Regions from separate parts of the Homo sapiens genome. Here region 2 is linked to region 1. The links are chromatin loops, found by intact Hi-C in ENCODE. Cell type or tissue: heart left ventricle. All regions are shown on one strand. Each heading gives the region's core, and the rest is flanking DNA. Links, peaks and the distances in the headings are about the cores only.

Region 1 (12,436 bases), core at 3,386-7,385:
TTGCAAATGGGGTACAGGAGGGGTTAAATTCCTCCTGAGAGACAGGTTATAAAGGAAAGACGGGAGTGTCGGAGAGACATTTCTAACCTGTGAGGAAGGCTTACACCCTTGGAGTAACTGTGGCCTCACTCAGACTGTCCCTTGGAATTTCTGCGAGAAGACCTGGGCCTGCCCCAGGAAAGGGTGGCTGAGTTAGTGGCTGATAGGCAGTCGTTGTGTCGCTGCTCTGAAGGCACCACTGACCATGTTCCAGATGCAATGGGAAATCAAATGATGGAGCAGCTCCTCCCTTGTGGGAGTTTATGCTCCAGTTGAGGAGATAAGCTTGAGAGTGGGAACCATTAGTTCACAGGCCATGATGGAGCTCAGTGTTGATGGCAGACCACAGGTGCTAAGAGAGCAGATATTTGGAAAATATAAACAATAGGCTGCCAAGAAAAACTGCAGCTGGGCCCCTCTCATGAATATCCATATAAAACTGACTTCAGCTGGTTCTTCCCATCCTTCCACATCCAGGCTCTGGTTTTGGGAAAAAAAGCAAAGACATGTCCACAGAGCGGGACTTCTTCATGAGGATGAAGTGCACGGTCACCAACAGAGGCCGTACTGTCAACCTCAAGTCAGCCACCTGGAAGGTAGGGCAACATCAGGCCTGGGTTGGAGTCCCAGGTGTAGGGTAACGGCGGTGCAGGGGATGCCTAAGGCCCTACCCCCACCCCCAGCACTCTCGGCTCCATGTCTGACCCTTCCACGCCTGTCTCAGGTCTTGCACTGCACGGGCCAGGTGAAAGTCTACAACAACTGCCCTCCTCACAATAGTCTGTGTGGCTACAAGGAGCCCCTGCTGTCCTGCCTCATCATCATGTGTGAACCAATCCAGCACCCATCCCACATGGACATCCCCCTGGATAGCAAGACCTTCCTGAGCCGCCACAGCATGGACATGAAGTTCACCTACTGTGATGACAGGTAGGGGGCCATGGGTGTGTATGCTGTGGGCAGAGATGGGTCTTACCTGTGTGTGTGGGGAGTTGTGCCTGTATTAAAGGTGTGGAACTGAACATAGACGTGGTATTGCCGGGTGCATGTTCGTGGACCTGTGCCACTGTTTCATTGCATCAGTGCCCCTCAGAGGTTCCCGGTACTGTATTTGGTGGTCTCCCATTGACAGAGCCTCAGGGTCCATCTGCAGAGCTTTCCTGGTGTGCAACTCTTCTCATCATTGTGGTGTGAACATATTTCTCCATACGTGTATCAGGCTCCTGAGGAAATTCTCAAGGCAGTCTTCTGCCCCAGGAGAAAGAGTCTAGAGACTTCCATCTGTACTCCTGCTTCAGAGGCCAGTAAGGAGCATCAGCTTCTGCCCTGGAGACTGACCCTCTTCCATTACTGACTGAGCCTTTCCCTCCGCCTTGTTCCTTCCTGCATGCAACTCCATTCCGGCCAGTGTCCAGCCATTTTGAAGAAGATGAAGGTAGCTGAGCCAGATGCTAACCCCCCAGTGCCAGGCCCAGTGTCTCTTAGGAGACACAGTAGTGATTAAGAGCATGGGCTTCAGGACTAGATGGCTTAGGTTCAAATTTAGTAATAAATGTTCAGTGTTAGCTCTTATTATCACCTTTATTAGAGTTGTTGAAAGAGTGCCTAAGACTGCTTAGGCATGTCATGCCATCTCGGGTTCTTAGCTCATTTAGAAGATTGAAGCAGGTGGGGAAGAGACTGGGGTTGTCATAGGAGGGAGTATTTAGATACCCTACAGCTCCTAACTCCCCCACCAGCCCTGCCTCTGGGACTGTGGAGCCTGATGATGGGAGGTAGGAGGAGGAAGATGGGGAGAACAGATGCCCGGAGCAATGGCCGGCCCCAGGGAGGGAAGGAAATGCAGAAGACTGGGCCCAGGGTAGGCCTGGCTTGAGTAAGCGCCACTGGGGCTTGCTGAGCAGCACCCCCCGCATGCGCCCTTCCTGGCAGAGATCTCCCTGCCTGACCTCAGCTTTCTGCAGCATCTAGAGCCGCCATGTGTCCCAGGGTGACAGTTCCTGTGGCAGCTCTTTGCCACCCCCAACTCTTTGCCACTCTTCTCTCATCTTCTAGGGTTTCTCCTCAGGAAACCCTCAGATCTCAGTTTCCCCTTCTCCAAAATAGAGATAACACTTTCTAACCTGTTTCATGGGGTCACTGTAAAATGAGATAATGGCTGTGCAAGCACTTTGAGAAGTCCAGACACCACAACACATGTGAGGCTTCTTGTTATTGCTTATATCTTACTTCCTGTCCTTGGCCTCCTCCAAAGCAAAATCTTCCACTAAACTCAAGGAGCTGAAACCACTTCTGAAGGCAGTTAGTGGCTGGGGGGCAGGAAGAGGAAGAATCTGACCCCCAGATCAGCAAGAATCTGCCTTGTCTTCCTCAGCTAGCAGGAAACCATGGAACCCCAGGAAAAAAAGCTCCTGCTCAGCCTCCCCTAGGCCTACCCACTTTTCTCTTATCAGCTGGACATCCCAAGGGCATCTGGTTTCTTCATGGGAGGGACCCTCCTCTCCAGGATGGGGTTTCTCTCCTCTGATTCCAGACCGGCCTGGTGTTGGTTGGTCGCCCCTTCTTAGAGTTGGCCACCACTTGTGGCACAATTTCAGAACTTTTGTAAAAGTATCCTTGAGTCATTCCTGTCCTTCAGTTCTGACCACAGTAGGGCCAGGATTCACAGCCTTTGGAGCTAGTGGGTAGTTATATAAGTAGAAAGAAATGCTCTAACCTCATAGGGAGAAAATGTCATGCATGAAGCCTTCCGTCCTGGAACTTCGACACAGTCACCATTTATTGTAATTGTTAGTGGTGGTGGTGGTGGTGGTGGTAGTGGTGGTGGTGGTGGTGGTGGTGGTGGTGGTGGTGGTGGTGATAATGATGGTGGTTCAAGAAGAAGATTGCACTTTTAGTGACAGGCACTGCAGGAATCCATGTTATAGGTAAGGTTATTTATCAGATGCAGTCTTTGTATTCAGGTGAACATTCTGGGCAGAAGACACAGCTTTGTGTACCTCAGTAGTCTTGTGAGATAACATGGACAATCCCACTGCATAGCCCCTGTGTCACTGGCTTTGAGGTGAAGTGGCTCAAGCCGACGTAGCCATATAGCCTGGGAGCATATATAGTGCTGGGGATGATGAAAGTCAGATACGTGCTTCACCCTGGTGAATGAAGCACATCCGTAACATAACTCCATAAGCACTGGGAAAACCCTACTGTCCTAGAAAATAACTTGGCATCCCTACATAATAGAAAAGAGATTTTTTTTAAGCTTAAGATTTTGATCCTTGTTACAGTGAGAAGAAATCCTCTGGAAGGGGTAATTCAGCCTTATCCTTTATTCATTATCTTGGTTTAAATGAGTTTCAGGTAATTTTCTGAAGGTACTAACCTTTGGACAAAAGAAGAGGGGGAGAAACACAAGGAATTGGATGTCTAAATGTGGCTGGAGAGGAAATGTACATAGAAAGGGGAAAGATGCTGTGCTGACTTCTTAGTTTGGCTCAGGGCTGGTAGCCAGAGTAGCTTCTGGCTTAAAGGAAGTATCAAGCCTCGTGATTTAGGGCTTTGTGACTCATAATGTAGAGGGTGATATTGCTTATAAGTTCTGCGAGACACACTGCATTTTCAGCAAAATCTTGCCTTTCAAGAAACCTAATTACATGGCCCCAAGTCTGAATTCAGTGGTGCTGGAGAGCTGCATGTAGAAGCATTTAAAGACATAGAATGCTGTGTCACACAGAAGTTGTGTTTAACCGATTAGCAGATTAGTTAACAAGGGCACAGACATGGCTTAGACAGTTGATGAAGTGACTATTTTAAGTCCTTAATCCCTAAGTGTTATATCTTAATTGCTTTGATGAGGCCTGAGATATTTTTGGTTTTGGTAGCTTGTTTTGTTTTCACTCTTTGTGGTGGGATGGGGAGAAGCATATGCACATGCACACATATATACACTCTCCGCCTCAATTCCCCTTTAGAGACAAATCCTGCAAAAACCAATGCCTGTCCAAGATACCTAATGGGGTGAGGGGTTCTCCATTTTAATCAGGAAATTCACTAGGTTTAATGACATCTGAGACACACAAGGTGCTGTGATTCCCACAAAGGGGATTGTTTTCCTACAAGAAAAGTTAGAATCTGAAGAAAATGTATGGCAGTTAGAATCCACAAAATCAATTTTGAAGCAGTTTGGTACTTGTCTTATATATACTGAGACCACAGACACAATCAAGCAAAAAAAGAAAAAGGGTCATGGAGAAAAAGATGAAAACCGACAGGAAAGAAGGGAGAGAAAAGACAACTCTAATTTTACATTGAACTCTCAGGTCAAATCAGTTGAATCTGAAACAACCTATTCTGAAACATCTGAAATAGAATAAAGGAATACAGATGGTTCAAAATGCATTTGTCCTCCTGTTAATGAGGGATCAGAGTACCATATTAAGTCCTGCATTAATTGTTTTTAAAATAGTAAATACTTTTAAAAGTAAATTTCATAACAATTCATGTCGGTCACATTTATGTACCTATGGTCAACTGCTCTAGACAAGGGGAGCAAGTTGAGTAGCAGGGTAAAAGAAAAATATCCTGATTATTAATGGAATTAATGATCTCTTCTTCATTTACGACTCAAACATAGGCAATATACTCTGTTTCCCGAAATACTGAGCAACCAGTTACGAACTGTCATTTACTGTGCATCTGCTATGTAACTGTGTGCCAGAGACCATTACATCAAAGTAAAAGAGATGATTCCTGATCTTCAGGAGTTGAGAGTTTGAGACATAAGCCATTTAATGAAACCACAGTGAATGGTACAAAATACAACATTCCATTTACCCAAAAGGAAGACAAAAGTTGTTCCCAAGTAGTTTAACTTTAAAATAGGGTGGTTCTTAAATTCATGTGGAGGTGCCATCTAGTGGTGAAAGAGGTAACTGTGAAGGAAGCCAAGCCGTCAGGGAGATAGAGGCCAGGCCTTTCTAATTATCATATAATCCCACTGCGATTTTGTCAGTTGTAGGAGTCTTCCTGTATCTTAGAAATAAATTATAAAACCAAATTATGTGGATAGGAGCAGTATCACCAGGGGAAGAGGTTTCAAAATTACAGTAAAAATTTCAAATCAACAAAGAGGGTCATACAATTTTTACAGGTAAAGAACTTTAGGGCAACCCTGTTTTGTCATTGCATTTAGGGAACATAGGACATATTAATATCAGGAGTTACAGTTGAATAAAGATGCCTACATTCCAAGTTCTGTGGATAAATTTATGGTGAATTGTTTTTCTACAAAGAAGTTGAGAATAAGTAAAAATGGTGAAAGTGAGGGAAACGTTGAGGATCCTAAAGATAATGTCAGTAAGGAGAACTATAAAGAGCCATAAGTGGTAAAACACACACACAACCTTCCTATGTATACTCTTACCCCTACAGGTACCCTGTAACACTCCACAGACAGGATAGAAATGGATTTCCCGTTAATTACAGAGCTGGTTGTATAGATTTCATATAACCATGTAGTATTTGAGGAAAACACAAGGCTTAAGTACTGTTTAAAGCAAACAAAATCTAGATGAAAATATATTAAAACCAACCGAAGGCACTGAAATCTGAGTTAGTGAACAGCGTACATATTAGTAAGGAAACGCAGTGTCAAAGCTTATAAGCACATATAGAAACCAAAATGAGATAAATCACGGGGTGCTGAGGAGAGGCGATGGGCAGAGTGTGGAAGGAAAGCAAGCCGACTTGAAGTATTTATTAGCAGATACATTCTTTGGAAAACAAATAGGTGGTTACAAAGTACTTAAAACTTTCATCCTCTTAAACAGTTTAAATACTCTCTCACCATCTTGCTTACATGATTAATTTACCTAGCAAATCCTTTACTCGTGTAGGGAACAGGGGTAAAAACTGCAGCCAGATCTTGCGTGACTCCAGGCGGTGGCATCTGAAGTCAGGCACCGTGGCGCTGCACCGCACGTGGACGGGTGCTGGCGATTACATGCGGGGAAGAAGAGCGAGCCTTCTCAGGCCTGTGGGTGGATTTCTTTCTGCCACTTGAGGTGGCAGCACTCACGCTGTAGCCAAGAGAATAATTTTTTTGCGAGCACTCTGCTGTAGGTGGTGTATTTTGAATAGAGCTTCTAAACAGTTTTGAGAGTAAAGAGCAATGAATCATTCATTTTACATTTTGAAGGCACATCTCACTCTGAAGTCCAGTGCTCAGAGAGCTGACCCACGTATTTACTTGGGGTAACACCAACTTCAGAATTTAACAACCCCCTTTAAAGCTGTATTTTCTATTTCCTTTCATCCTTCCTCTGCCTCCTTGTGGCTGACTATCTATCTGCATCTCTCTCCTCACTGCATCCTTGGTCTGCTGTTTTTTGACTTTATTATTAAAAAGTATCCTCTGTTCTTATGTTTGAAATCTGGTGAATTAAGTCCTTGTACATTTCTCTCTTCTCTTAGAACAGCCCTACTGAGTTGACTTTGAAATTTACGGGTGACCTCAAACTGATTTTCTTTTTCCCAGTGAGTCAGGGGTCCTTAATTAGAAAGAAAGAAAAAAAAATAGTTCCCTGGCCCCTGATGGAGAGAGCAGATGAACTTGTGTTATCACAGCCCAGCTCGGAAGGCTTGTCTGGAGCCTGGGGGAAATGAGCGGGGAAGGCCCTTGTGTGCCGTAGGAGCGACCTTATAAACAAGCTCGGTTCATTAACCTCCCCACTGGCGTCTACGTGCCTGCACGTGGGGGCGAATGACCATGAGCTTTAAGTTGGGGTTTCCTGGCTTTGTGAAGTTTGACAACTCAAATGTTCTTCAATTGTGTTTGGGATGTGGTGTATTTCCCAGTTTTTATAGTAGTCTGTTTAAAGGAATGAAGAAAGACATTAAATATTTATTTTAGTTGACAAGATAAATGAAAGCTGCTACTGGGAAGATATCTGGCAGTTCTGAAATCTAGGTTTGTTTTTCCACTTCCAAAACATGCCCATTGTATGCCTTTGAATGGATGATACATTAATTAGATAAACATTTTATTATGAGGCAGATTATAATAAACATCTACTTTGAACATTTTAATTTAAAGATTCTAATCTCGAAAGGAAATTTAATTCCTTCAGAGAGTAGAAAGACATCTTTCCTAGAATGCCAGTAGGCTCATTTTGGAGGGTCTCTAGAAAATTCTAGACCTGCCCAGGAACAGAAGCAGTTTATCTGGCAAGTCAGTGAGCCTGCAGATGGCCAGACCATTGTTAGCAGGGCTTACTCATGCAGTTCTAGTTCCCAGGCTAAGCTTGAAAGTCATCCGACCCAGCAGCGAAGCCATTTGATCGTAGGACCAGCACTGTTCTGTCTCCTTGTTCCCCCCAGTCTCCACCTTTGCCAAGGTGTACTTGGGCGCCAGCCCCAGGGTCAGGTTGCCAGATAATGTATCCATTGCTAATGAGTTCAGAGACCTCTCTGCTCAGGGCCAAGCGACGGGACAGATCCTTCTGCTCTGAGACTGGCTGGCTGGCACAAATGAGCTGCTAGGATCTCACTGGAGAAATCTCCACTGGGCTGAATCAGCTGAGACCTAAGCCTCTCAGCCCTGTTGAGCTGCTCCTTGTTTGACAAAGGCTTTAACCCCCAAATTCTCACCCAAGCAGAGAACTTGCCTCTTCTCTGCCCACTTCAAAACCAGATGACTTACAGAATGAAGAAAGGATGGATAGACTATCATGACAGGTTCTGTGTGTGTGTGTGTGCGCGTGCATGTGTGCGCACACACATTGAGACAGTTAATCATATTATTCTAGAAAAAAAAAGTAGATCCTTAGTGCCCAGGTTCCTTAGCAGTGCTGGGATAAACAGGTGTCTGTTTGTACCGTAGGTTCAAAGAGAAAATCAATCTACTGGTCAGCTGTTGAGGTTTTTACTAAGCACCCGTTATAGAGGAAGCAAAAGGAGAAAGTGGTCCCTGAGTTCAGGGGTTGACAGCCTAGGATGTGAGGAGACAAATGCATAATTTTCTGTAATATTGTGCATACTCCTTAGGACTTCACGAGAGACGTTGTGCTGGAGGAACTGGAGAGGGCTCTGTGGAGAAGATGAGGCTTTAGCTGGTCCTGGAGGTGTCAGGGCTTGGAGAAGAGGGGAGAAGAGAAGGCATAAAGCTTCTGCAGCAAGAATGAGTTTTCCAGGCATAGGGAACTGAGGGGAGAGGGGTCTTCCATGACAGAGGGTACATAACATTTTACAGATGAGTTGAAAATCAAATTGCTCAAAAGATGGAGAGTAGGTTCTGGGGGGACTTGGAAGTTACGCAGCATTTACTGTTGGTGTGGTTGGCAAAAGTGAAAGCTGTAGATACTTAAATAAGAGTATGGCAGGTTGCAAGTAGTATTTTAGGGCAATTTGGTCTGACAGATGTATGCAAGTTGACCTGTTTGGGGGGTGGGTTTAGAGCAGAGACAGGAAATGAGGAGCCACTGCTTCTGCTTTCTGCTTCTGCTTTCCTCTCCGTGTTATTGATCCCCTACAAGGATAAATTATAGGACTGTATCCAGGAGTCATGCCTTCTGAAGTAGAGTTGTAATAATGAGACTGTGGCATCACTTCTAACTTGTGATAGGCCAAGTAAACAAGACAGTGAAGCCATTATTTAAAGTCTGTGAGAGAACCAAGATTTTGAGAGATAATATGGAGGTATTATATAGCCTAGGATAGGACATGATATTGGGTAAAGCGGCCAACCTGGTGGTTCTTAGGCAGGGCTTTGTTTATTTTAGTGATTACAGCACAAAACAAAGGGTCCTAAGAATGTTAAGTGATTCTTCATGGTTCTCCACATTTGCCCTTTCCTCTGCCCACTTCCCATCAAAACCAGATACCTTACAGAATGAAGAAAGGGACACTGAAATGACAGCCAGTGGTGTCATCTGAGCTGCCTATTAGAGTATAATAAGGCACATTTCTATGACTATGATTTAATATTTCTTCCTCTCAGCACCTCCTTGCCTCCCTCGTTTCCTTGAAATGTGAGGCACAAGTAGAAAGTGTCCGAGGGCACCTGAGGTCACAGGCAGGACCTGCAGAAAAGTGAAGGTTTAAGCACAGACGGGTTCTGCCTGCCTGGACTCCCTCTCACGTGCTGGTTGACACAGAGACAAAGGTGGCTCTACCTGGGGCCACATAATTTTCATGTTTCATTTATACTGCCTTCTACTAGAATGAGCTTGATGTAGCAACTGGAGGCCCCAGTTTTCATTCTTGCTCTGTCCCTGGACACCTGTGTAGGCATCGAGCAAATTGTCTGCCCGTCCTGGATGTCTACTCCCTCATCTGCAAAAACTTGGGGTGAGCCCCTTCCAGTGGTTCTTGGAGAACAGACATATGTGTGTACCGGGGTGGTGGGGAGAGGGAGTCCTCAGAACTGGTGCTTTTCTCTCCTCCCAAACATGGCTTCAGGAAGGGCAGGAACAACAGGGGTTTGGTTAAACCTGCAACTGTAGATTGAGCACAGTGTTCTTTTGCTTGGATACATGGTACAACAAGAAAGTCTGGATTGTGTTCATCTGCATGTGTGTGTTTGATTTGCCTTCTGGGGTTAGCTCCTGCCCACATGCTGTGCTAAGTTAATATGGTCTTTCTTCCTTACATGCTGCCTTTTTAAAAACTCAGAATCACAGAACTGATTGGTTACCACCCTGAGGAGCTGCTTGGCCGCTCAGCCTATGAATTCTACCATGCGCTAGACTCCGAGAACATGACCAAGAGTCACCAGAACTGTGAGTTCCAGGAGTGCCCCTTGTGGCTTCCTTGTGTCTGTGGTATGTGGCCTTGAGTGGGGTGTGACTGGTGAGACAGAAGACCAGGTCACTTCCTCCACAGAGCTGCTGTCTTGTGTGGCAGACAAGACTTATGCCCTCAAGATGGTTAGAAAACCAAGGCTGCCACCAGCCTATAGACTCCTTCGTGCAAATTAGAAAAAGGACACTTCCTCCAGGGAGATGCACCCGTGCCAAGGTGCACAGCTGAGGCAGTGGAGGGTGGGTTGAGTCTCAGTCCCCCATACCACCTCCACGGAGTGCCTGTGTGCAGTCAGTGGTTTGCACACCTTGTGGAACAGCACTGTAGAGAGTAAAATAATTCAACATATCATCAACTTGGGTGCATGCTATAGATTCAAGTACATACATTCACAGAAGAGGAGGGCAGGGGGAGTTGAGGAAAGGACACTTGAGTTGGACCTTGAAGGATCGGGGAGGCTTAGGCTGAACAGAGGGGAAAGTATTACGGGTCCAACTTAACACATATGTTGAGGTAGGCCACAGTTCTCAGAGAGCTTGCTTGCTGGATCAAGGGAGCTTTAGAAAAGGCTGTCCAGGCAACCCAGGGATGGCGTATGGAAACTCTGCTTTGCAGTTTGAAAGAAGCCTGAGTTATGTAAGGACTCTGGAAGAGGGCTGCCACATAGAACTTTCTGCAGTGGAAATGTTCTTGAAATGTGGCTAGAGAAACCGAGGAACTGAACTTTATACAATGTAGTTTTAATTAATTTAAATGTAAATATCCACACTTGGCTTGTAGCTACCATATTGGACAGAGAAGTTCTAGAGTGTATCCTTGGCCATGTTCCCAATTCAGGCTTCCTATAGGCAGGTGATCCAGGACCGTTCCCTTGAATCCATGCGACTCATCACTGTGCAAGGGCTCTGGGCCTATAACCCTGTACTTGGCCCACTGGGGGTGATATAAATTGGTAGAATTGATTCCTGCCCTAAGTGACCTTATTTCTGAGGAAAAAAGAGGACCGTGGGCTCCTTGGGAACAAGGGGCTCATATCTTTAACCTCAGTATCTAGCATAGCGTCTGGTACAGAACAGGCACTAAATGCACTATATAAACCGATGGGCAAGACTGTATTTGGAAAAGAATGCTTCAAAACGAGTGCCCACAGTGGTGCAGACAGTGGTGCTGAGAGGATTATGGGAGGATTAAAAACGGGTAAAGTAAGTCTGAGAAGATTCCCAGTGGCCCTGCTGGCAATGGAGAAAACGGAAGGGCAGCCATTTGTCCATGGCTCCTAAATCCACCCATCTACCCCAAGGCTAAGACAGCCAAGTTCAGTGCAGCCAGCAGAGTCACAACCCCGCAAGCTGTATGTGAACATGGTTAACCCACTCTTAAGGAGTGAGATCTTTCTTTTCTTTTATTGGTTCCTCTGCCTCTTCCTCATGGCTTTTGGGTTTGATTTGACAGTACAACAGGGCCCATTATGATATCTCAGAGAAGTTTCTCACTGTGCTCTCTGGCAAAACACACACGCGCACACACAGACACACACACACAAACAACCTAGATTCAGCCCCACTCAGGAACCCAGAGATGGGGTAGGAGTGGAGGTACTCTTTTATGCCTGTGAATGTGACCCCACCTTAGCCTGCCCAAGCTTTGAAATTGTAACATCTGGTTCCAGCCTTCCCTTTGGGATTCCTTCATGCTTCCTGGTCCCTGAGGGGTTCCTGTTTTCAAAGGCAGGTGACAGAATCATCCAGGCACTGGGACTTAGCGGCCCAGGCTCTGGCCCAGCCGACCCACTGATTCCCTAGGGCCTGGATTTCTGGACCTTCCTGACTTTAGATGTAAAACTGGGGAAAAGTCTAGCCTTCCTTCCAAGCTAAGGGTGAAGCCAAGGCAAGAGACAAATGTAAAAATTTCTGGGAATTCTTGGAGGACAGTATTACCTTTTATCTTGTAGGATGGGAAAGCAGAAGAAGCTACTGTCAAAGGAAAAAAAAATTGTGACTTCTGACTAGGCATATAGAAAGGATTTTCCCTCTTGTTCTTCTTAGAACATCTTCAATCCATAAAAAGGGCTAGGATAAAAATGGTTTATGTTTTCTGCTGACTCTAGGGAAAATAAGGTGCTTTTTACTGAATCCGTGTATTTACTTATTAGGCACACTGAAAGGTAACTCACAGCCCAAATAGAAATCACAGGCTCTCTCTCCCCTTGATGGAGCCAAGTAAAGCTGCCCTGAGCTCAGAAACCCATAGCTAGCAAAGGGACAAACCCATAGCTAGCCAAGGGAAATCTGCTTGGGTTGGAAATTGGATTAATGACAGTTATGACACGAGCTTGCCCCTTGCCCCCGACCCCTGTCTCTCATTCGTCCTTGAGGTTTTGCAAGTCAAGTTTCACTACAGACTGACACACATGCTCTAGACTAACTGGAGGCTCAGGTTTGAGACAGGTCCAGATTCACACACTGGGATCCCCCATTTACACACATGTATGTCTTAGCCTGTAAAGGTTTACCGTTGAAATGCCTGGAGAAGCTCAACTAGATTTAGATCATTGAAAGCTGTAATTTCCAAATGGATTAATAATTTATACACTGTTACTCTG
Region 2 (12,436 bases), core at 3,455-7,454, 280 kb before region 1:
GATATTATGCTAAGTGAAATAACCCAGACACAGAAGGATAAATACTACGTGATACTACTCACCTGATGAATCTAAAATAGTCGAACTCATAGAAGCAGAGAGTAGAATAGGTTGGTGGTTTCCAGAGGCTGGTGGAGGGGGAATCGGGGAGGTGTTCACCAAAAGGCACAAAGTTTCAGTTATGAAGGATGATGATAAGTCCTAGTGATTTGCTGGGCAGCATAGTGCCAATTTCACAATACTGTATTGTATACTTAAACATTTGCTAAGACTGCAGATTTTATGTTTTCTCTCTGTCTCTTTCTCGTGCACACACACACACACACACACGCACGCGCACACCCAAAATAATAATAATAATAATAAAAAGAATGGACAGGAACTTTGGGAGGAGATGGATGTGTTTATGGAATAGATTGTGGTGATGGTTTCATGGGTGTATACTCATCTCCAAGCTTATCAAGTTGTATACATGAAATATGTACAGCTTTCTGTATGTCAACCAGACCTCAAAAAGTAGTTTTAAAAAAAGAAAATAATAAATATACAGCATTGCATTTAGAAAGAAAAGGAAAAAGAAAAGAACTAATCATGTGAAAACCTATTTTATATATTCCATCTTACAACTGGTGTGGATGGAATTGGCCTTTGCTATAGGAGTTTGATTGTGATAACTCTGAATTTGGAGAAAGACCACAAGAAGGTTATTACATACTTGTGTATGGCTTTGAACAATGGGAGTTAGCAGGGGGTGAAGGCCTAGTAGAATAAGGGCTGAAAACATGTGAAAATGACTTTTTAAACATCATTAAGGTGGTTATTTTTGTTATTATTACATAGGAACATTGACATCACTAAAAATAATTATTACTCAGATGAGACTCTTTCATTCTGTATGAATTGACAGGCAAGTCCCCAGTAAGAAAAAAAAATCCTTCTTTCTATTACCCACACTGACCTTCTAGAAATACAGAGTTGGAAGTTCTGGGACACTGACTAGACAAGGCTCTGCCTGTAGTTCACACATAGTCTGTCTACTTTAGAGCTGGAAAGTCCCACTCATCATTATTTACTGTTTTCATTTATTCTAATGATGGTTGTACTTTCTTTGTGGCTTAACATTCAGAAATGGGGAAATAAATTTGATTTGGTGAAGTTCTCCAAAGTGGCTGTATATTTATTGTGTTTCTACCAAGGAAGTGTAGTAGTGAGGAATGAGGATTGCTTGTTTATCTTTTTCAAAGACAATAAAACATTTTGGACAATGGAAATGGGGAAGAGAGAATAACTTCAGGCTGCCTTCTTCCAATCCACCTTGAACTCTGCTTCCAGAAGAGTTTTCCTTAAAATCAACTTGATGCCATTTTACAACTCCAGAAACTTCCAGGGGCCGGACGTGGTGTCTTATACCTGCAATCCCAGCACTATAAGAGGCTGAGGCAGGAGGATCACTTGAGGCCAGGAGTCAGGAGTTCAAAACCAACCCGGGCAACATAGCAAGACTCTTGTCTCTAAAAAAAAAAAAAAAAAAATTAGCTGGACATGGTGGCACATGCGTGTAGTCTCAACTACTCAGAAGGCTGAAGTGGGAGGGTCATTTGAGCCCAGGAGTTCAAGGCTGCAGTGAGCTATGATCATGCCACTGCACTATAGCCTGGGTGACAGAGCAGGACCCTGTCTTGAAAAAAAAAAAAAATAAGATTTTAGGGTTCTTTACTTCCCACCTATGTTCTCAGAAGCACTTTTCTGTCTCCTTCCTACCTATGTCCTGGATCTATGCACTGTTTCCTAAATGACAGTTTTTTTACTGAGCTCACACCTACCTTCCTCATTCCCACATGTGATTTTCGTCTCTGCTTACCTCTGCCCTTCAAGGTTGTGCTTCTAATTTGCCAGGCCTTCTCCTCCTCCCACTCACATTGTTCAAGATTTTACTCAAGTGTAGTCTTTGCCCCAGTTCAGCTTTATCTGAAACAAATTCCTATAGCAGTGGTCAGTTTCACACACCAGTTGTACTATAGAAAATATAGGAGTTTCTGGCCGGGCACGGTCGCTCACGCCTGTAATCCCGGCACTTTGGGAGGCCGAAGCAAGTGGATCACGAGGTCAGGAGATCAAAACCATCCTGGCCAACATGGTGAAACCGCATCTCTACTAAAAATACAAAAATTAGCAAGGTGTGGTGGCGTGTGCCTGTAGTCCCAGCTACCCGGGAGGCTGAGGCAGGAGAATTGCTTGAACCCGAAGGTGGAGACTGCAGTGAGCTGAGATCATGCCACTGCACTCCAGCCTGAGTGACAGAGCAAGACTCTGTCTCAAAAAAAAAAAAAAAAAGAAAATATAGGACTTTCCATAGGACTGTTTTGTGTAATGATCTTCTCTAAGTGATAAAGCCTGGATGAGCGATGATTATTCTCTAGGGGGTGCTAAGATACAATCCAGATGCATAGACTTCACAGTCTGATTGGATACAGGAGAGTTTAGCACATAATTATACAGCATTTTGTGTTGTTTTCCATGATTTCCTGTCTTCAGTTTCTAGCTCTTGAAAAACATAAGCCATGGCTTATATCATCTTCTATATCCCCCAGCCACCTACCCAAAATCTGGGCCCCCAGGAAAGACCTGTTGAATTGATAGGTTAGATGATATAGACATGGAGGGGAGAAGATGTTTCAGAGTGTGAAGTTAGGACCCACAATTTCCTTATATGGTACATTGGAGAAACTGCTCATGCTGTCACCAGCATATCAAGTATGGGCTGTTCCAAGCCTGGTCTTTAGTTGGTCATTTATGTGAAATCGATGTAAGAGCTATAAAATCTTTGCACGTATAAACAGCTGACAGGTGATGGAGAATCTGTGTGTCCAAAGAAACCTAACTGCTGCTAAGGAGAAGCCTCTGGCTATCCGTCACACCTTGAAAGGCAAACAGGGCAGGCCTAGTTTTCTCTTCAAAGACAGGAAAGATTAACGCTCTGGGAAAATGGAGCCCAATGGGAATTTCAAACACACGATGTGGTTCTTCCAGCCAGTAGGTCATTATGAACTATTCTTACCCTAAATGGCCATGACACATAATCTCTTTCCTAATTTTATTATTTTACTTGCTATCACAAGACCGTAACTTTTTAGACATTCAGGTGAGATTAAGGGAGGAGGAGGTGGAATAAGGCTTTTAAAATCTTTGATTACCTCAGAAAACGTATTTGCTTACTTTACCAGGAAGTTGATGTTTTGTTTTGTTTTGTTTTCTACCCATGCCAAGAGGGGATTAATGAGTAGCTGCTGGGTTTGCCAGCTTTCTTTTGATTTCATTTACGTAATTAAGCAGTTCTCAGAATGACTTGAGGTTCTCACCCTGCATCAAAACATGCTTCTCAAATGTGTTAGATTTGGAGGTCAGAAACAATGCAGACTCAGTAGAGTGAGGGGAAATGAAAATTTTACCTTGCTTTAAAACACCCTTAATGTGTAAAAAAAGAGTTGATCGTGCTTTGGGGTCATGAACATGGAGCTTTGTTGAGTAGAAAACAAGTTAAAACTAAAGTTCAAAATGGGCTAAAGTGAGAATAGCTCAAGATGAGGTTTTACAATAGAAATGATGTGGGGAAACCAACTCTGGATTACCTTTGAGTTTCTAGCAATCTGAACCATGTCCATGGTGGGTGTTCAAGAACTCAGGCATTTGACGCAGACATAATAGGAACCCACTATATGCCTGGCTCAGTTCTAGTTGCTGGACTACAGTAAGGAACTAAAGCCACAAAAATTCCTCCTCTCATGGTGCTCCCTGGAGTGAAGGTTGGATGAGCAGATTTTGTTTGAGCACCTCCTCAGGTATGGAGTTTGGAGCTAGTATTGCTTGGGATTGCTAGGAAGAATAAGTGTGTTCCTCAAGGAGCTGAACATCTCACTGGGAAGTGAAGACAACTATCCAAAGAACAAAAGAACCACTCAAGTCCATAACCAAATACTGGGGTGTTGATATAGACAGACCCTCTGAAATGGTGAGAGTGGGCACCCAGCTCCAGGTTCTGCAGACACAGGCTCACGGCAGCAGGCTGGCTTAACTAGCTAACTTAACTAAGCAGTAAGAATTTGCAGTTATGCATACACACACACACACACACACACACACACACATTTTTAGAGGCAGGGTTTCACCGTGTTGCCCAGGCTGGAGCACAGTGGTGCGATCACAACTCACTGAAGCCTTCACCTCCTGGGCTCAAGCAACCCTCCCACCTCAGCCTCCCAAGTAGCTGGAACTACAGGCGTGCACCACGATGCCTGGCTAACTTTTTAATTTTTTTGTATAGACAGGGTCTTGGTATGTTGTTTAGGCCTCAAGCCATCCTGCCACCTCAGCCTCCCAAAGTGCTGGGATCACAGGCATGAGCCACCACACCTGGCCTGCAGATATAAATATTTAGATCACTCTTTGCTTCTTATAGCCCCCTAACCTTTTTTGTTCTTCTATTCACATGGTGTTTGCTTTTAAAAGAGATTATAACAACTTCTCTTTCAGGTTAGTTCAATTCCCTTAAAAAACAGCAAGCCAGAGTTACCAACAGTTCCTGCCCTCATGAAGCACACAGACTACGGCGGGGAGGGGAGAAAGTTATAAATTAATTACACAAATAAAACCTCAGCTGTGCTGAATGCTACAACAGAGAGTGTAGCACGTCACAGGGGGATCTGACCTTGTCAGAGAAGTCAGGGGCAGCTTCCTGGGAGAAAAGATGGTTGTGCTGAGATCTGAAGGGTGAGGAGGGGAGAGAAGAAAACGTTCCAGGCAGAAAGAACAGTGTGAGTAAAGCCCTGGGGCAGAGGGAACAAGCGACAGCTGGAAAGGAGAAGACTGAGAAGATCACACAGACTTTGAAGCATATTAGAGAGTTTTCCGTTTATTCCTAGAGTAACAGGGAGACTTTAATAGAATCAAGCTATAGAGGCTGGGCACGGTGGCTCATGCTTGTAATCCCAGCATTCTGGGAGGCCAAGGTGAGTGGATCACTTGAAGTCAGGAGTTTGAGACCAGCCTGGGCAGCATGGCAAAACCCCATCTCTACTAAAAATACAAAAAATAGCTGGGCATGGTGGCATTTGCCTTACTCCCAGCTACTCGGGAGGCTGAGGCAGGAGAATCACTTGAACCTGGGAGGCGAGGTTGCAGTGAGCCAAGATCACACCATTACACTCCAGCCTGGGTGACAGAGCAAGACTCTCAAAAAAACTAAGCAGTGGACTTAGAGGAGGAAGCGGGGTGGGTTACAAGCAGATTTCTGTTTCGGCAAGGTCCCTCTACCTGGAGCGTGACCAGCATTTGCAATAAATGTGGGGAGCATCAGAAGCAAGGCATCTGCAAGAATCTAGACAAGGGATGATAGTTGCTTGGGCCATAATGGTGGGCATGATGGTGGTAGAGAGAGAGAGAAATGGACAAGTATACAGGGAAAAAGGTACAAAATGCAAAGATACGATAAGTAAATATGACAGGACTTGGTGAGGGCTGAGGGAGAGAGAGGTATTAAATGACTAAGGTTTCTGAAGGGTGAAGCTTTGCCCCGAGACCTAGAGAACTAGTTCATTGGGGTAGATCGTGAAGTCAATTTTGGACATATTGGGCTTGAGTGCCTTTGGGGCATCTGGATGGAGATGTCAGAACCGCAGTTGGATGAGTGGTCCGGAGCTTGTGAGTCATCTGCATAGAGGTGCCTTGGAAACTGGGCGTGGACAAGATCCTCAGCAAGCACTCAGTGAGGATGGGGAGCATCTGGAGCCCAGCCTCGTGGGATTCCAACACTTAACAGCTGGGAAGAGGCGAAGCCCATGAGAGAGGCAGAGAAAACCCTGCCAGAAATTTAGGGGGGAAGCCTGAAAGCCAAGGGAAACAAGTGTGTGTTGAAAGAGGATGTGGTCAGGGAAGAAAGCTGCAGAGAGGTCAAAGAAAATGAAGACTTACGATAATAACTGCTGGAATAGCATCTATAGCAACAGTCATAGCCAATCTTCATTTTGAGACAGGCATTTTAACATATAATTTAACCTTCATGAGAATTCTGTAAGGCAGCTTCTATTACTCAATCATCCTGATTTTTTTTTGAGACGGAGTTTCTCTCTGTCACCCAGGCTGGAGTGCAGTGGCGCAATCTCAGCTCACTGCAACTTCCACCTCCCGAGCTCAAATGATTCTCTTTCATGCCTCAGCCTCCTGAGTAGCTGGGATTACAGGCATGCGCCACCATGCCCAGCTAATTTTGTATTTTTTGTATAGACAGGGTTTCGCCATGTTGGCCAGGTTGATCTCGATCTCCTGGCCTCAAGTGATCTGCCTACCTCAGTCTCCCAAAGTTCTGGGATTACAGGCATGAGCCACTACGCCCGGCCCATCCTCATTTTTACAGATCAGAAAACTGAGCACAGAGAGCCAAAGGCATTTGCCTGAGTCATTTGCAGCCAGTGAGTGATAAAACCGATATGGGAAGGCCTCTTTCTCATCCCACAGCCCCTACTCTTAAAAACTGTGTCCAGTGTTGGTAGAATAAAAAGCATCCAGGGAGGATGATGGGGAGGGGAGATTTTTTCCCCTTCAGAGATTTGGAGTCTCCTAAACACAGTCAAGGAAATACTCCATTGTTGCTAAAGTCCGAGTCCAGGGCTGGTGACTGTGGAATGGGCACTTCAGTGGCTGTTTCAGGTGGTGTGGTTCAGTGTTCAGTGAATGATCCAGCTGTACTTCCCATGTGAAAGGCTTATCCTGGTGCTGCAGGGCAGAGGCTGTCAGAGTGTTGTCCCTGGCCTGCCAGCATTGCCCGGAAACTTGTTAGAGGATTCAGATTTTCAGACTCCGCCCCAGATCTTCTGAACCAGATATCTGAGTTGGGGGGCTCAGGAATCCATGTCCTAACAAGCTTCCATGTGATTCTAATGCACAAGTTTAAGAGTCTTTGTTCTTGGAAGGAATCCTTGAAATGACAAAAAAGGAGACCAGAATAATGTATAATCCTTATATTGCACAGATGCAAGATACCTAGGCAGAAACCAGATGGAGGAGAGTCAGTGCTTCTCAACCCTGGCCGCACATGGGAATCACCTGAGGAGCTTTCACAATTACTAAGGCCAGGCCCCCACCCTCAGAAATTCTGATTCCAGTGGTCTGGGGTTGGCGAGAGCATTTAATTTTTGAAATGAGGATTTGAGTGGAGAATGGATGATTGAATAAACAGTGGGCAAGGCAGCCCATGTACTTCTGATTACAAAATTGTACTCTGGGGAGAAAACGAGGTAGGCTTTGAAGGCGAAGGGCAAAGTAAATGGAAGAAAAGCTGGACTTAGGCCCTTTGTGAATACCGGTAAAGATGGAATAATTCTGGAGACTGGAGTGGGGGTGAAGGTAGTTTGAATTAGTAACAATTCTTAACTATGGACTTTATTTTCAAAGAGATGTCAATAGTAAGATAGATATGCTTTGTAAATAAAGAAGCTCATTGGTAAATGTTACTGAGACCTAATGGAAAATAATATGCTAACATCCTCCTGGAAGCTTCACTTAGACTATACCTATGTGTTAAAAATGTGAGCCGGGCACGGTGGCTCATGCCTATAATCCCAGCACTTTGGGAGGCCAAGGCGGGTGGATCACGAGGTCAGGAGATCAAGACCATCCTGGCCAACATGGTGAAACGCCATCTCTACTAAAAATAAAAAAATTAACTGGGCATGGTGGTGTGTGTCTGTAATCCCAGCTACTCAGGAGTCTGAGGCAGGAGAATCGCTTGAACCAGGGAGTCAGAAGTTGCAGTGAGCTGAGATCGCACCACTGCACTCCAGCCTAGCAACAGAGCGAGACTCCATCAAAAAAAAAAAAAAAAAAAAAAGAATGTGCTCTGCCTCTCTGGCCTTTTAAACCTCACCATTTACTTCGCTAACCTTCCTCTACAACTGATCTGGTCAGTTTACTGGCCCCTAAACTTGCTCACTCCGTTCCCATGTCCTGGCATTGGTTCCTGCTGCCCCCGACCTTCTTTTTCTCTCCAGGCCTAGCTGCATCTAAAATCCTCCATGGCCTCCCAAGTCAGAGAGCTCCTTTTTCTCTGAATCTTTTTAGCACCTGGTGTCTTTCATGCATTCGACTCTTATTTTGTTTTTTTATCATTTTGTCCATTTCCCATCTCCACCCCTGGATTGTAAGCTCCCCAGGACAGCAATGGCTTGTAATTATTTGCCCTCACCTAGCAGCTTAGCACCCTAGGAGCTTAGAATATAATAGTCAAGAAACGGTGCAAAGAGAATGTCAGTCCATCCTCTCCCCACATCATCATGGATTGCAGGTAAGAGGGGGCCACCTACAATAAGGTGTGACTGTGGTTTGGCCGTTCTGAGGGCTGCCTTGCAGGAGGAAACCATAGGGGATCCTGGAAGGAATATCCTCCAAAGTAAAAAGTGGCCCTCACAGTGCATGGGGGTTCACAGTCTTGATTCCACATTGCAATCTATTGGTCTCCTGGGACTGCCTCAACAAATTACTGCAAACTTGGTGCCTTAAAACAATAGAAATGTATTCTCTGGCAGTTCTGGAAGCCAAGAGTCTAGCATCACTGGGCCTACATGAAGGTGCTGGCTAGGCTGTTCTCCCTCCAGAGGTTCCGCTCCTTGCCTCTTCCAGCTTCTGGGGCTGTCTGCATCCTTTGGCTTGTGACTGTTTCACTCCAATCTCTGCCTCTGTGGCCACTTGGCCTCCTCCTCCCTGACTCAGGTCTTCCTCTACCTGCCTCTTATAAGGACACTTATGATTGTATTTAAGACCCACGCTGGTAATCCAGGATAACCTCCCTATCTCAGGATCCTTCACTTAATTACATCTGCAAAATCCGTTTTTTTTTTTTGTTTTTGTTTTTTTTTTTTTTTTTAGCCATATAAGGTAACATTCACACATTCAAGGGTTAGGACCTGGATATCTTCTAGAGGAGGATTGTTCAACCTACCACACATATAAAGACAACTGGAGCCCCAAAAGGGCAGAGACTTGTCCAAGATCACACTTCCAGATGACAACAAAAATCAAAGATCCAGGTCTCCTTTCTGTCCATTTAGGCTTCTTCCACTAGACCGAGGTGATGCCCACCGAAGGCGGACAGAGAAAAAGTAAAATTGTGCTTCATACCCTAATCTGTGTGCTTTATTCGTTTGTCTTCTTTATGGATCAGGTGCTACCAGGATTCACCCACCTTTGAGGCTTCTTCCCCCTTGAGTCTTGGTAACCTTACACTGAGCTCACACTAAGCTGGCCTGTGTGGGCAGCTGCAATCAAATGACCCAAATGGCATTTTCTTCTCTCCTTTCAGGACCGCCTCTTTTTCGTCATGGAATATGTAAATGGTGGAGACCTCATGTTTCAGATTCAGCGCTCCCGAAAATTCGACGAGCCTCGTTCACGGTTCTATGCTGCAGAGGTCACATCGGCCCTCATGTTCCTCCACCAGCATGGAGTCATCTACAGGTAGCCTCTTCTCTCCTCCTCTTTCCTGAAAGTGAAGAAAATAAAGGATGCTTCAGACACTTGAACTGACTTCAGCTCCTGCCCACTCGTCTCTTAGCAACCTGCTTTAGATTAGTTGTTTGTTCCAATTTGCTTACAGAAGACTTTTTTGGGGGCTGTTTATTCCTGTGAATGTTAGTATTTGAATGGCCCTGGGAGATTTGACCCACTGTTTGTGCCAGTTTTGATTTAAAGCTCAAGCATGACATTTTAAAGGCTTGGTGCCAGGTGACCTTGGTGTGACCTTCGTTTTTCTCTCTCTCCTCCACCCTCTTCCTTGAACATCAGGGCATTCTCTTTACGTGTTTCTTCTGTGCCATGAACTTCCTCCCCTTCCTAGTCTCTTGCCACTTCCTGAGTTTGTTTGGCTTAGTTTTCTCCAGCAGATAGAATCAGGGAAGGAGGAGTTGCTTGAGGGACTGGGGGTTTATGATCTTGGGTGGGGAACAAGGAATGGGAACTAGACAATATCCAACAGGAAGTTACTTTTTGCAGATCATCCAATCCTTTATTACTGCCCACTCCCCTTCCAAGAAACACACGCACGTCCACACACACATGCACGCGCACACTGATTTTCCATGAAGAGAACAAAACTACAAAGGCTCTTCTGTGAGGTCAGGAATTCTGGGAGGAGTAAATATTTATAATTAGCCACAAGGATACTCAAGTTCCTTAAGGTTTTCTCAATGGCTGTTAATTTCTTCACTTGGTCTTTGCTTCTTCTTTTTTTATTTTATTTTATTCTATTCTATTCTTTTTTTTTTTTTAATTGGGTAGAGGAGTAGCTGGCTTCGTTTCACCTAGAACTTGGTGAAACCAAGTATGGACATCATCTTGGTCTAGTGGAAGAAGCCTAAATGGACAGAAAGGAGACCTGGATCTTTGATTTTTGTTGCCAACTGGAAGTGTGGCATTGGACAAGTCTCTGCCCTTTTGGGGCTTCAGTTGCCTTATATAAAGGTTGGTAGGTTGAACAATCCTCCTCTGAAAGATATCCAGGTCCTAACCCTTGAATGTGTGAACGTTACTGACCTGCTCCTGGGAGCAGTGCCCTGGCCAGATGTTCTTCAAGGCATTCTGGTCAACCCCACTCCAGGCTTCCCTTCCTTCTGCCATCTCTTAGCTTCCTTAGTCAGTGATTTCCTAGAGCCCATATAATAAAGTCCATACTTCCTAGCCTGCCATTCATGGCCCTCTGCCATGGGAATCGACGCATTTGTTTTCTATTGCTGCATATCCAGTGACCACAAACGGAATGGTGTCAAATAGCATCCATCCATTATCTCACAGTTTCCATTGGGTCAGGAGTCCAGGCATGACTTACCTACATGCCCTGGTCAGTGTATCACGAAGCTGTGATTGAGGAATCAGCCAGGCTGCATTCTGTTCTGCAGTTTGGGCTCATCTTTCAAGCTCATGTGCTTGTGGGTAGAATTTTTTTCCTTGCAGCTTTAGTACTTATGTGGCTTGCTCCTTCAAGGCCAGCAGGAGAGCAAGTCTTTTCTGCCGTAAGTCTCTAACTTCAGGGAAGGTCTGGGCCTTCTTTTCAATGGCCCTAATCAGGCTTACCCAAGATAATGTCCCTTTTGATTAACTCAAAGTCAGATGATTAGGATCCTTAATTATATCTGCAAAATCCCTTTGCCATATAATGTCACATAACCCCAGTAGTGATATCACATCAGCTTTGCCATATTCTGTTGGTTAGAGGTAAGTCACAGGCTCCACCTTACTCAAGGGCAAAAGATTATGGGATTATACCAGAGCATGAGTTGGGGGTCACTTTAGGCTGTGTCTGCTACAGCTTCATATACCTTTCTCTCCTCACTTCCCACACCCCTTGTTTCGCACCCACAAAGTTTCTTAGCTTTTCTCAAACTCACCTGCCAATTTCCAACTTTGCTGTGCTTCTGCCCTCATTTGCACCTCCTCTGTCCAGCCCCAAAACCCCATGTAGCACTGCCTGCCTGGCCCCATCAGCCAGAGTGAGTCCCTCCGTCCCTCACACTTTCCTTTGTGAAGAAATCGCAATTTGAGACTTTCATTGCTGCACCTGCCCCTGTTCACCTTGTGGTAGGATTAGACATCTATATGGATCCTTCACTAAGTTTCAAACTCAAAGGGCCATTTCTTCTTTTTATTAAACCTTCAATCTTCCTTTATTCTTAATCTACATGCTCTTCTTGATTTGTGCATAATGAATATCAACCATTGACTTCAGTTAATGGTCTGAATGGCCTTAATCCCTATCCTCAAAGCAATTTACAAGCTACTTAGAGATGCAGGAGTTGGATACAATGCACGTACTTCAAGGCTGTGCATTGTTAGGTGCCAAGGACAAGAAGAAAAACGCCATTTCTTGAGATGCCTTCCCCATCTCTAATACAGTGAGTACAATCACCAACATTTTATTGCAGGGATACAGAGACTCAATTTAAGGAATGTGTCCAAAGCCATACTTGGTAAATGACAGACATAGGAGGTATAACTGACACACCAACTCATGCTGCACACCATGACACTTGGTACCCTGCCTTTTCAAGTCCAACTCTAAACTCCTTCACTAATCATTTTAGGTACTCCAAAACTTGACCTTCCCTTAGACATTTCTGCTTCCCTAAATGAATGCCTTCCTCTCACCAACCTGTGACCACTTTTGCCCTGTTGGCTTCTATGAGCCATTCTCTTCTCCCCACTTGCCTTCCCATTGTCCTAACCATTCTTATCACAGTGGCTGGCTCCTTCATCCTCTAAATGCTGGTTTTCCCCAGGGCCTTCCTCCCTCCTCATTCTTATTCTACATACTGGGCAATTTCAACCTTCGCATGGCTTCAGACAACTTCTACATGCCAATGACTCTTCACATATGTATATCCAGCATTCCTCTATA

What was found. Hi-C counts contacts between places; a loop is a spot of excess contacts. Peaks named below come from ENCODE experiments on the same cell type or tissue, not always from the same donor. Only the 100,000 strongest peaks of a DNase experiment are listed, where the experiment ranks them.
Region 2: a loop joins it to region 1, with 2.2 times the contacts of the local background. A loop is called at or near these places in 9 of 110 quality-filtered maps.

Annotation. Positions count from the first base shown.
Region 1 is chr2:46,360,122-46,372,557 of GRCh38, forward strand. It overlaps EPAS1 (endothelial PAS domain protein 1), which reads left to right. Exons shown (of 16, transcript NM_001430.5): 5 at 517-635; 6 at 764-969; 7 at 9,706-9,812. Among named protein-coding and RNA genes, the nearest start is that of LINC01820, 28 kb to the right of the region's middle. RefSeq lists an enhancer at 326-1,525. In heart left ventricle, for the core only: CTCF peaks have their summits at 4,948 (motif pointing left) and 6,376 (motif pointing left); no DNase peak of the experiment used is centred there; H3K27ac peaks cover 302 bases.
Region 2 is chr2:46,076,859-46,089,294 of GRCh38, forward strand. PRKCE (protein kinase C epsilon) reads left to right here. Exons shown (of 15, transcript NM_005400.3): 11 at 9,350-9,504. Among named protein-coding and RNA genes, the nearest start is that of EPAS1, 210 kb to the right of the region's middle. In heart left ventricle, for the core only: no CTCF peak of the experiment used is centred there; a DNase peak (open chromatin) is centred at 5,763; H3K27ac peaks cover 1,322 bases.